Regions from separate parts of the Mus musculus genome. Here region 1 is linked to region 2. The links are chromatin loops, found by intact Hi-C in ENCODE. Cell type or tissue: heart. All regions are shown on one strand. Links, peaks and the distances in the headings refer to the core of each region. The heading gives the core; the rest is flanking DNA.

Region 1 (6,020 bases), core at 1,952-4,451, 220 kb before region 2:
TGGAGGCTCTTCTGCATTGCAGGTGATGCAACGGTGACGATAGCGCACAGATACACCCCCAGAGAACAACTGAAGGCCCACACTCAACTAGCAGACATCATCATAGTGGCTGCGGGTAAGTCCGCATTGATGGTTATCTGGTGGGGTGACATGGCAGAGTCATTCCTGCCCTAATTTTTGATGCATTTAAAGAACATATAAGAGACACACATAGGTAAACGTATGACTGACTCCTGTGAACTGAAGGTTGTCTCTGCACAGTCATCATATTGGCCCATTGTACCTGTGTCAGCATCTGTCACACCACTGTGTGCACTTTGCCAGCCACTTTGACAAACATGACTGAGCAACATTTGTACAAACAGATTGGTGCCAGTTGGTAATATCTTGTGGTGTAGGGGAAGAGAAAGACACTGAATTTGCTCTTTAAAATTGTGCTGGTGAAAGCAGACTGTTGAAGGGAGAAACATATAACTACCATGCAACTCTGACAACACCCAAGTGTGAGACACAGCTTTCAGAGTCAACTAGAGCATGTCCCAGTGACTACATCTGGCACGAGAGTCAGAGTATTTACACAAAAGATGGTGTCTACAGTTTGGTGTAACAAAATGAGGGTTTCTGCTTTGTATGAAAGAATGTATAGAAAGAAGAATCAAAAGTTGTATTTTCTTAAGAATAAGGAAAAAAAATAGAGCCAACCCTGACTTTATTATAAATGGAGCCACATAAAGCCACTAGCTCTTCAGCTGGTCAATTCCGTGTTACTGAAGTTCTTAGGAGAAGAAATTAAACAAACAAACAAACAAACAAGCAAACAAATCAATCAACCAAACAAACAAGCAAGCAAACAAAAAAGCATTTTAGAGAAATCTTTGCTAATTTTAAGAATTAATTCTTGCTGTATTTTGAAAGGCATAAGTATTTCGTGTTCTCTTTTAACTTTGTTAAAATATTTAACAGACCAAGTATCATGGTGTACAAGCACAATACTACATTGTGTGTAGAATGTATTCCATTCCTTCTGTGTAACCCACCTTTTAAAGAATGCTCATGCACAGAGCACGGTGTATTGAGTTGTGCTCACTAAATATCATTATTTTCTTTCAGTTTTGAGATTAAGTTCTTTTGTAGTTTAACAAAGAAAGAAATATGTCAAAATAATATGTATGTGTTTATTATAACATGTTTAAATTGATCTGTTTAAATTAATAGAGTAAGTAAAGTGACCAGAATGATATTTTAGATCCTAGAAAAGGCTAGAGTAAAGAGCTCATATGTGTGACTAATTTGCTTAGAAATATTGAGAGTCTACAGCATGTTTCTGATTTAATCAAACATGAACAATTTCAGGTAGCAGAGGGAAGATTGGATTTGCTCACTTAATAATCATTGAACTCTTACTGCACAACAGAAGATGTTACAAATTGTAAGGATTATGATACTTAATAACATGATGAAGCCCAATCATTGAAGAAGTTAAAACATTTGTGGGAAAAAGCACACAAACACTCAATCAATCGAAAATCATGTCAGATAAAGAGAAGTGCCACACTGAGGTTTAGTGAAGGAAGAGAATACCGATGCGACACCATTTTAGATATCAATCACTGATAATAATTTCCAAGAAGTGGCCATTGAGTAGAGTCTCATTCCTGGCCATTCATCTGCCTACCAGATCCACTCTGCCTTGTCTTGTTTTGGTCTTTATGTCCTGTGGACAGCCTGGCTTGTATATTTTATCCACTGGCTTCTGCCAAGGTTTGGTACCACAGGAAATCTGAAGGGAAGGGAGAGAAAGCCCTGGGTGTGTTGTTTCTTCTCTCTTCCGCCTCCTTCCCTCCTGCTACTTTCTACTGGTGTCTTTGCTGGTGATGTTCTTCACTCTCACTGTGCTGTAGTAGGGCTGTGCCCTCCATGTGCCCCCCTCAGGCATGGGCATGCACGTGCATTCTCCCATCTCTCACGCCCCGGGCTCTCAGTGACCCCAAACACAGTTTGCAAAGTACAGTATAACGTTCCTTTATAACTCTTCTTCATATGATGGTCTGGGATTCTGTGCCCTAGGTACAGTGAAAGAATATTCAAGGAAGCACATCTCAGAGAACAACATTCCAAGGAGGGGGGAGGGAGAGGGAGGGAGGGAGGGAGGGAGGGAGAGAGAGAGAGAGAGAGAGAGAGAGAGAGAGAGAGAGAGAGAGAGAGAACAAACCACAAAGTCATGGGGTGGGGGATTGCTGGCTGTACATGGTATGGTCCAAGCTGGAGATATTGGGATTTTATTGCATATACTGTTTGGTTATGTTTGTATAGTAGTACGTTGTTATGAAAGATAGCGTAAGAAATACTTACACAAATAAGATACCTTATTTGTGATCTCAAAGGTGTGGACTTTGGTGTGAGCCAGGGATGGAGAAAAGAACAGTAGACAAGCTCACCCATTTAAAGCCTCCATCAGAATGTCAAGAACTGTCACTATAGAGCCAAGAGCAGAAGCAAAGAGAAAAGCTATTATGATTTCATTTAATGGATCCAAGGTAGTTTTTTTCCTTACTTGGTATATATAGTGTTTATTTCTTATTTATAGTCATAATTATATCCAACGCTTGAGTGATAGCTTCGATCATTCTCCTGCTTCATTGCGTGTTACTGGTAATACACAACAATTTATATTTTGAAAGTGTGTTTAATGCTAATAACTTGTAAACAGTGAGCCATGTTTCTCAACGTTTGTGTTTATCAACCATAATATTGAATGGATTTTTTTCCTAGTGGAGAAAACTTTCTCAGCGGGTATTCAAGCTTGTGTTTTGTCTTGTCATCATGACAAGCAGCAAGTCCTCTTGTGAGATCCACTGACAGTCTCTTGTGACTGAATCAACACATATGTGACAAGTCGTTCATTATACCTGACATGGTCAGCATCCTCAAACTTCTCCTGTGGGCTTCTGTTTAAAGTCTGAGGTCAGAATCCAGCCTAAGGTGTTACAGAAGCAAGGAGAGGCAAACAAAGAAGTCTAGAAAAGGAAGAATTGAGCTTATCCATAATTAGCCCAGAGCGGCCAACATGGTAAAAGGCCTGTGCTCAGGCCTTTTTGATTAGCTCCTCCTACAGCCCATCTCCCTGGGAGGATCCTCTCACCACCAGAGGGCTCCAGTTCTATTTTATGAAGTAGTAATTTGGCCACAGGCCACCATGGCAAAAAGACATTTTGAGGGAAGAGACAGAGAACAATTCATACTCCTTGTTCCCATTTCTTTTCAGAAAGCACATTACGCTTTCTGAGTGCTGCAGGACTACCTCCCATGCAGGCCCCGAGATCATCCCGAAGAAATAAGTACTTAGTCAGGGGAAATTGTCTGGGAAGAACATTTAGACTTTATGAGAGACAAATAAAAATGATTGCTACATTTCCACTTCATTCGCTAATAGTCACGAGGAGAATTTAAGGATAAAACATAGAGATATTAGTAACTGCGGTAATGACAGAAACCAGGAATCTATACTATAAAAGGGCCTATATAACTACACAATAGCAACAAAGTATTACTAGAACGGCCACAGCATGCATCCTGTGTGAGAAACCAACGAATACATTTAGGAGTGGGAATCAAATAGGTACAGAGTGACCTAATGGCAGAGGTAGCTAGAGCAGTGAGGGCTGGGTCAGCGTCACAACTAGAATATCAGCATATATGGAAACAGTTGCATCTAGAGTGTGTATGTGTGTGGGGGGCAGGTGAGTGTGCTATGTGTCAGAAAGACTGATAACCTTCTATAGATGACTGTGGAGAATTTGGTGATGAATTCTGGAAATGGGATTGCAGAAGATGAGTAAAAGAAGAAATCACTGTGTGGTGACCCCGAGGCATGAGTAATATTAGCTTACGTTAACACTGACCTCAGCCTTCCAGTTTCCCGTAGTATTCACCCGAGAGGTCGAACTGTATGTTACTTAACTCTTGAATATATGCTCCCAGACTGATATTTGGAATTAGTCAGAATCTCAAATTAGAAAATCAGATCCTGATAAACTAAACTTCAAGTCTATGGGAAGCTACCATTCTGAACCTATTTGTAGTTGTCTGCCATCTTCATTCTCCTATGGCAGGAGTAGGCCTGATTACTGTCCTTTCTTCTTCTCCTTCTCGTCTTTTAAAGCTTGATAGATACATACTTAGAATCACATTGGGCACAGAACTATGAAGAGAGTTCATTCAGTAAAGGATTTGCCTTATAAACACAGAGATCTGGGTTTGCTACACAGAACCCATGCAGGAAATGTCCAGGCATGATCGACTGTGCTTGTAATCACACTGCTGGGAAAGAAGGTAGGCAGGTCCCTGGGTGCCCACTGTCCACCCAGCCTAGACTGTTGGGTGAGCTGTGGGATAACAAAAGACCTTGTGTCAGAAAGGAAACAGTCCCTGAGGGATGACACCGAGGTTAACCTGTTCTCTCTACTAGGGCACATAAACGTGTATCCCCTGACATGGCACACACAGCGTCCGATGCACAACACACACAGCATCTGCTGAATAGAAGAGGTCCTTGGGCCCTCTTCTATGTGGCTCTAGAAGGAAACTGAAGGGTAGAGTAAGTTTGTAAAACTCCTTAGAATTATTATTCAGATAGGACAGCAATTTATTTTTTGGAACTTCCCGAAGTCTCTCCACCCATTTGAGTAAACTCAGAGGAGTGCTGAGTCACTGGTGTGTCCACTTGTAGGTTCAGGTGTTGGCAGTGCTGAAGATGGCACCTTGTCCCCTAGGCCACCCTCTCCCGCAGGGTGATGACCTCCTCAGTCTGACCTCAGCACCTCTATGGCAACACTTTTCATGAAAGACAACATAATATAAAGTAAGGAGAATGGCAGGTCAGTGCAGACGTGGAAGAGTCATCTGCCTGGCTACCACAAGGTGAGCCACCCACTTCCTGTGTGCACTTCTCCCATCGCATCAATTCTTGGGTACATTACCGTCCATCCTCATCCTAGGATCTCAGACTCTATTCTCTGCTGTATTTCTCACTCCTTGGAGTAGGGTTAGTGATTTTAAAAATACCTGGACACCGAAATCCCAAGGGGCAGGACAGAGCTACGGTCTGCTCACCGTCTCCAGCTTCTGCACCCTGGGAGTCTAGTGAGTTCACACAGAGCCACAGCAGTTTAGAACACCACCACCACTGTAATGTGGCCACACTAAAGCATCCTTCTTCCCATACCCTGTTTCTCATTTTCCAGTTTCTCCTTTTTAACTAGACTGTGCCTCTCCATTTAGAATTCCTCCCCTCCTTTATCTCAAATTTGTCAGTTACCTTTACTAGTATAGAGGGATGTGCACAGGCTCTGGGAAGGGGTAAATACTTAAATTCTAACTCTACTGCTTATTAGACAAATCACAGCATCTCCCTAAAATCCACTGTACCTCTTCATATTCAAATCAGCAGTATCTAGAGCTCCTTCCCCCAACCCCCCACCGCGTTCCATTTCCATCAGGATTTATTGTAACAAAAACATATTTTTATTATATATAATAATTTAAAATATTTGTGAATATATTTATATGTATAAAAAATTAAATTGAAGAACTAACAAAAATGCTGTGGTAAAAAAAAAAAAAAAAAAAAAAAAAAACCAAAATAAATGAAAAGAAGACCAGAACTGTAAAGAAGCGTTTGGGGTATGACACAGGAAGTACTGAGAATCACCATAGAACATTCCTGAAGCGACTTCCTCTGTACTGGGACCTCAGCAGCCAGGTATGATTTGTTCATCACTGTGATTCTTCAGCCTGATGGAGAATCTTGCTGTCAGCAGGAGGCAACCCAGTGATGAGCTCTTCAGAAGCCAGGGGCCTACCTTGGTTCAAGCTTCTCTTCTAGAAGATGAGGATGTCTTTGTAGGGGAAGACAGTCTTCTCCAAGCCCACCCAGCCATGGATTCTTCTTAATTCCTTGTTTGGGGCTATGCCGCGTTACGATGGGTGAATATGGCATTGCATCAGTGCTGTGACTCAGG
Region 2 (6,020 bases), core at 1,988-4,487:
CAGGCTCTTAGCCATGAACTAAGAAAGATGAACCCATTACTCTGCTGTGTATGGCAGTCACAACCAACTGGTTTGCCTTCCATACTCATCTGTCTGAAGCATTGTTACTGTTGTTATGAGTTGGTCTCCCCAACCTTGAGCTTGAAGGATGTTCTCACCCTGAAGATTCTGGCAAATGGCAATGACAGATGTGGGAGAGGAACTCCATACATGAGTGGCTCAAGGAGAGGTCAAGAGAGTACACCTTCCGGGTTGTGATTAATACAGACATCGATAGGATTCTTTCAGCAGAGAGATCCCCTTGAAGACCAGCAGTAGAAAGTCTTAGAGGAGGATAGGCCAAAGGACTGGGTAGATATCTGAGACTTTTTCTGGAAGGAGGTGTGATCTCCATGCAGTGCTTGGCACCTCAGTTTGGTGTCTGGTAACTAAGAACTTCAGCTCCACGAGGAAAGGATCTACAGCCAGAAAAAGATGTCTTACCTGCTGCTGTGTGCATATGTCAAAGCCTCCCATTTCTTATGGATGCCTTTTTTAGAATATTTTAAAAGAAAATTTGGGAAAAGTGTTGGGGAGAAGGCTTACTTGATAAAGTGTTTGCTACCACAAAGATGGAAGTTATGGGTTTCATTCCAATAACCCACGTGAAAAGCAAGACGTAGTAGTTTGCTTGTAAGTCCAGTATTTAGGAGGCAGATTCGGACAGCTCCGTGGAGCCCAGTTGTCAACCATCCCAGCCTAAATCAGTAAGTGTCAGGTCCCAGTGAGACATCCTATCTCAGAAAACAAGATAGGTGGTTCCTGAGCACAAACACATGAGGCTGACCTCTGGCTTCCATAAAAACATGGGCTCGTGTGCACCCTCAAATGCACGTACTGGCACACAAATTCACACATTCACTCAGACACCAACATATATGCTTACCCCTACAAGAAATCTGTGATGAAAACAAGCTTCTTCGTTATAAGTATTCATTTAAAAAAAAAAAAACCGAAAACAAAAACTTCAGTGAACATCTTCCCACATGTCAGTGAGGAAAGGCAATGGTCTCTACTTAAGAACAGGCTGTGGATTGTATTTGGGATTCTTCGAAAGCCAGCTGCATTTTTATTTCTGGTGTGAAACAATTAATGTGTTTCTTTGTGTCTGAGGTATGTAGCTGATCGTACACTGTCTGGAGCTCCTGAGCAAAGGAAAGTTAAGAAGCCAAAAGACTTGCAGATTTCTCTTGGTGAGCCAGGCTGCACCCTCCACCGTTCTGACATCTAAGGTGTTCGCAAAGCCAACATTCATAATCGGCATCACAGCCACCCACTCGATCTGTGCAGTTCAGACCTAGAGAGCCCACACTCTAGCACACTGCCATCTTTTGACCAGGAGAAGCATAGCAGGCAGAGGAACAAGAAAGCATGGGAAATCTTTTCTGTTTCTAGCAGTAACCTATTAAACTAAAGCATCATCACCGAGGCTATCCCGTTGGCTCCACTCTCTAAAGCTCTCTGAATTCAACAGAAGGAAGCAGAGCTCTATGAACATCACAAGAGTAACTCAGTCTTTCTGACCAGGCTGGAGCCCCCGTTCTTAAATCGGCCCCTGTGTCCACACGGCTAGAAGCGTTTTCATGCAGAAGAGGACATATGAGCGGCTAAAGGGAATAGACAAAGGAGGAAGATGATAAAATATAATTAAATAGACAACCCCATGTCAAACAACTTAAACGTCTATAACGCTCAGTACTTCTAGCCATTTTCGCAACCTTTAATGCTTACCTTTTGGAGTTTATGTTAATAAAAACTGAGGCTATTTTAAACGCTCCTGACTTTGTTAGTATCTAGGTTTCTTTCTTGAACAGAGGATTCTGATCTCTGGTGAATGAGAGAGCTTTTGTTTGATGTAACTCCTTAGCTTTTGAGAGTATAGCACAATTATAATACGTCTCCCTTTTCTTTCCTCACTGCAAATCTTCCTGTATAACTTCCTTGCTCTCTTTCAATTTTAGGGCCTATTTCTGCATTAATTGATGTATGCATATATGTAATATACACAAATTTAATGTTACTTGCATGCGTGTTTTGTTTGATTCCTGCAAGCAGAGCCAGATACTCTGTCACATCCCTGTGACAGAGATGATGATGATGTTACTTAGAGAGGTAAACTCCAATTCTTACTGTAACATAGCTTTAGAATACGTGACTACATGTGATTACACGGGGCCCTTTTTACTTGAATTCTTAATCAACATTACATAAGGGATAGCCTTTACTCAGAATAGAACCACTCTGATGTGGATAATTGTCAAACTATTGTAACTTTAAGGCTGAATTCACTTTTCTATTTGTATAAACAGTATTTGTCTGGTATTTTCTTTTTCTTTTCTTTTTTTTCTTTTTCTTGTCAGAGTGCCCAGTTTTGTTTTCTGTTTGCTTTGCTTTGTTTTTGCTAGATAGTTGATTGTTTCAAGTTGAATACTAAGTTCTGTGGCTGGAACTAAATAATACAATGCATTCTACGCAGACTATTCCATGCCTCTTGCTTCTTGGTTTTTATTTGCTATGATTGTGTTCTTCTTCTGTGTCTTAGACAACACCTCAACCCTTAGCAGGGCAGATAGCTCCTATTGCTTAACAAGAACAGTGAAAACCACCCTTAAGAAAGCAAACCTTTGTTAAGAGGCATCTAACTATTGCTAAAATGTTATGTCACTTAGCAACCACAAAAGAACATACTCTTTTATAGGCAAAGGAAAACATTTTCTGGATGCTACTGTTATAACTGCATTTTAGATAAAAAGACTGTCAATGAATAGTATATCATGGGCCTTGAGCTAGCTTCCTTTCTTTCTTTCTTTCTTTCTTTCTTTCTTTCTTTCTTTCTTTCTTTCTTTCGTGAGCCTTCTTTAACTATTGAATCAATTCTAGTCTACCAAGGTTAAAACTGGAAAGAGCAAAGTCCTCTTTCTTGATTGGCCAATTAAAATAAAAACTAGAAATATTTCAAAGTTTCATGTTTGTTTTACAGAGGCTTTTGAACATTACTGCAGTTCTGAGTTTTACACCTTTGTCCCTTGGGGAGGGCAGTATTTCCTTCACGTGAACTGTCAGGTGGTGGGTGACTAATCTCTCACTGTGCTTTGAGGTCTGGGAAGCGCTTTCATACTCCTTATCTTGCTTGACCCTTCTCCTGCCCTCTGGAGCTGGCATGGATTGCAGTGTTATCTTCCCTTTGCATGTGAGAGAAATGAAACTCAAGGGCCTTCTTTGGCTCGCCTAAGCCAGACAACTGCTAAACAGTCAAACCAAACAAGGAACTTCACCAGACAACAAAACCAGCAACTCAGAACGCTGAACAATAAAAAGAGGACGACTTGCAAACACCAAAGTCACTACCACTTTGGTGAAAAACAAACAAACAAACAAACAAACTTGATTTGAGTTAAATAAATAAAATTACAAGCTAAAATTGATAGTTCCATGGATTGGATTTCGTGTATAAATATATACATAAGTACATATGTAAAAATCATATACTTGGGCCAGCAAGATGGTACAGTGCATAACTCTACTTGAAGCCAAGTCTAATAACCTGAGTGCTATCACAGAGACCTTCATGATAAGAGAGAACTAGCTCCTCTCTGTCCTCCACTTCCATACAATATATGCATATGGTAAACAAATATCCAGAGACTGCCCCACCCGGGGATCCACCCCATATATAGACACCAAACCCAGGCACTATTGAAAATGACAAGAAGTGCTTGGTGACTGACAGGAGTCCAATATAGCTGTCTCCTAAGAAGCTCTGCCAGAGCCTGACAAATACAGAGGGGAATGCTCGCAACCAACCATTGCACTGAGCACGAGAACCCTAATAGAGGAGCTATGGAAAGGACCAAAGAAGCTGGAGGGGTTTTCATCCCCATAGGAGGAGCAACAATATCAACCAACCATACCCCCCAGAGCTCCCAGGGACTAAATCACCAATCAAAAACTACACATGGAGGGACCCATGGTTCCAGCTACATATGTAGCAGAGGATGGCCTTATTTGGCCTCAATGGGAGGAGAGGTCCTTGGTCCTGTGAAGGCTTGATGCCCCAGTGTAGGGGAATGCCAGGGTGGTGAGGTAGTGAGTTGAGAGTGGGTGGGTCGATGGGGGAGCACCCTCATAGAAGCAAGAGGATGAGATAGGGGATTTATGTGGGTGGGGGGACTGGGAAAGGGGATAATTTTTCCTTCTGTGCTTTCACCCTGGAATTCTGAGATTGAATTCTGGTATCCAGCTTTGCATGGTAAGTGCCTTTATCCACTGAACCACTCCACTGGCTCTCAGCTGGTTTGGGGCCAAGAGATACTAGTCTGATATTATTGTTCATTTTTCAGTATTAGGTTTTAAAAATTGTATGTTACATAAAGTAGCATATAAACTACCATATTTGATTATATTCTAAATATGACATGAACAACATTAGATTCTAAATGTATTATTAAAAGTGTGGTCTCAAATTATGATATCTTAGGAGCCTACCCTGGATCTGTTCTTATAGAGTGGAAAAGGTAATGGTGTACTTTTAACTGACTTGTGAAAAGGCCTAAGCTAATAGTGTATACAGGGTTTTGATCCTACCATGTGGTAAATATGAGGTGAATCTGACCCTAACTTACATAAGGGATTTTGTTCATAGAACTTGGTAAATATGAGACCAATATGACCAGTAATCTTTCCCTGGCATGTGCTGCATCAGTGTTTAGTCAGATTATTGTCTTGGCGACAAAGATGCTTTACATAAAATTTAATACGTAAAAAAGAAAATCTTTCCTAGAACAACATCTACTGCTTTATCTGAATTATTTATACTAGGAAACGATTGGAAAGCCCCTGTGTTCAGCGTGAGTGTGTTGAGATATAGGGTGAAATATTTAATTAATAAAAAAGACAGATGAATCAAAGGAATACTCAGCAGCAGCAGGGTCATTGATTGAGCAGTGTGATTGTGTTTTATGGCTCACAGTCCTCACTCCGACTCTTGTAAGATCGGCACGCACGACTGGTGTATGGGAACTCTTGGCTGTACAGAGCTTATTGCTTCCAGAAAAGGAGTGCTGGAATTCCAGCTAAAGAGGAGGCAGGTGGCTGGAAGCTTTGATGAGGCTAAGGAGCAACCACTATAGGTATCAGGAACTGGAAGAGGTGGGAGAAGAGAGGATTACAGACAGAGAGAGGAATCCCATGTTGAAACACTGTGGGTGGCAGAGTGTTGAATGATGCTGAAGTCACGTGATGTGGATGTGTGTGGATGACGGAGGAGAAAGGAAGAGGGTTGCAGAGAGAGCACGCTGAGTAGAAAACACTGGAGAAGTAAGAGAAACCAGCATCTGAACCACTCTCTCAGCCCATTAATGGGGGTGGAAATGGGAACATAAAAGCAGCCACTGGCTTTCTTGAGGATTCGGTTTATGAGTCAAGTCACTATTTTGAATTAACATAGACATTTACAAGGTATCATCCACACTGAAATCAAGAAGCGGAGAGAGCCATAGGTGGAAAGCTCCACTTTGTGACGGTAGCAGTATATAGTCTAGAGAGTTCCTGGAAGCAGACCTTAAGAAAGAACTTATTAAGGTGAAGTTCTGGGTTTCTCTTGCCTTTCTTTAAGATTAGAATAACAGAAAAGAGAAATAAGTAGGGACATGTTCATTTATTCATTCATTCAATTTTTGAGCTCTGGATATCCTGGAATTTACTGTGTATTCCACAATAACCTCCAACTCATGGAGATTTGCCTGCTTCTGCCTCTGCTGAGGTTGTGCTCCACCGTGTCTGGCTAATAGAGAGATTTAAAGCCAGCTTATGCACTTGCTAGGTTAGAAATAGCCACATGTGGCAGTCAGTCAGGAAGTGAATGAATTCTTATGGTAAAAATACCAATGAAGACTCATGTAAGATCTGTCATTTACACAGAGTTTACAATCTAAAGGATAGACTAAATATATGCAGCAAGAGAGACAGAGAGACAGACAGAT

The links. A loop is a pair of places that touch in the nucleus more often than their neighbours do. Peaks named below come from ENCODE experiments on the same cell type or tissue, not always from the same donor. Only the 100,000 strongest peaks of a DNase experiment are listed, where the experiment ranks them.
Region 1: it touches region 2 in a loop (7-fold over the local background); 7 of 42 quality-filtered maps call a loop at or near these places.

The regions. Positions count from the first base shown.
Region 1 is chr5:90,974,301-90,980,320 of GRCm38, forward strand. It overlaps Mthfd2l (methylenetetrahydrofolate dehydrogenase (NADP+ dependent) 2-like), which reads left to right. Exons shown (of 8, transcript NM_026788.1): 6 at 23-115. Among named protein-coding and RNA genes, the nearest start is that of Gm52819, 37 kb to the right of the region's middle. In heart, for the core only: a CTCF peak has its summit at 3,141 (motif pointing right); a DNase peak (open chromatin) is centred at 3,161.
Region 2 is chr5:91,197,474-91,203,493 of GRCm38, forward strand. No RefSeq gene overlaps it. Among named protein-coding and RNA genes, the nearest start is that of Gm23092, 18 kb to the right of the region's middle. In heart, for the core only: no CTCF peak of the experiment used is centred there; no DNase peak of the experiment used is centred there; H3K27ac peaks cover 281 bases.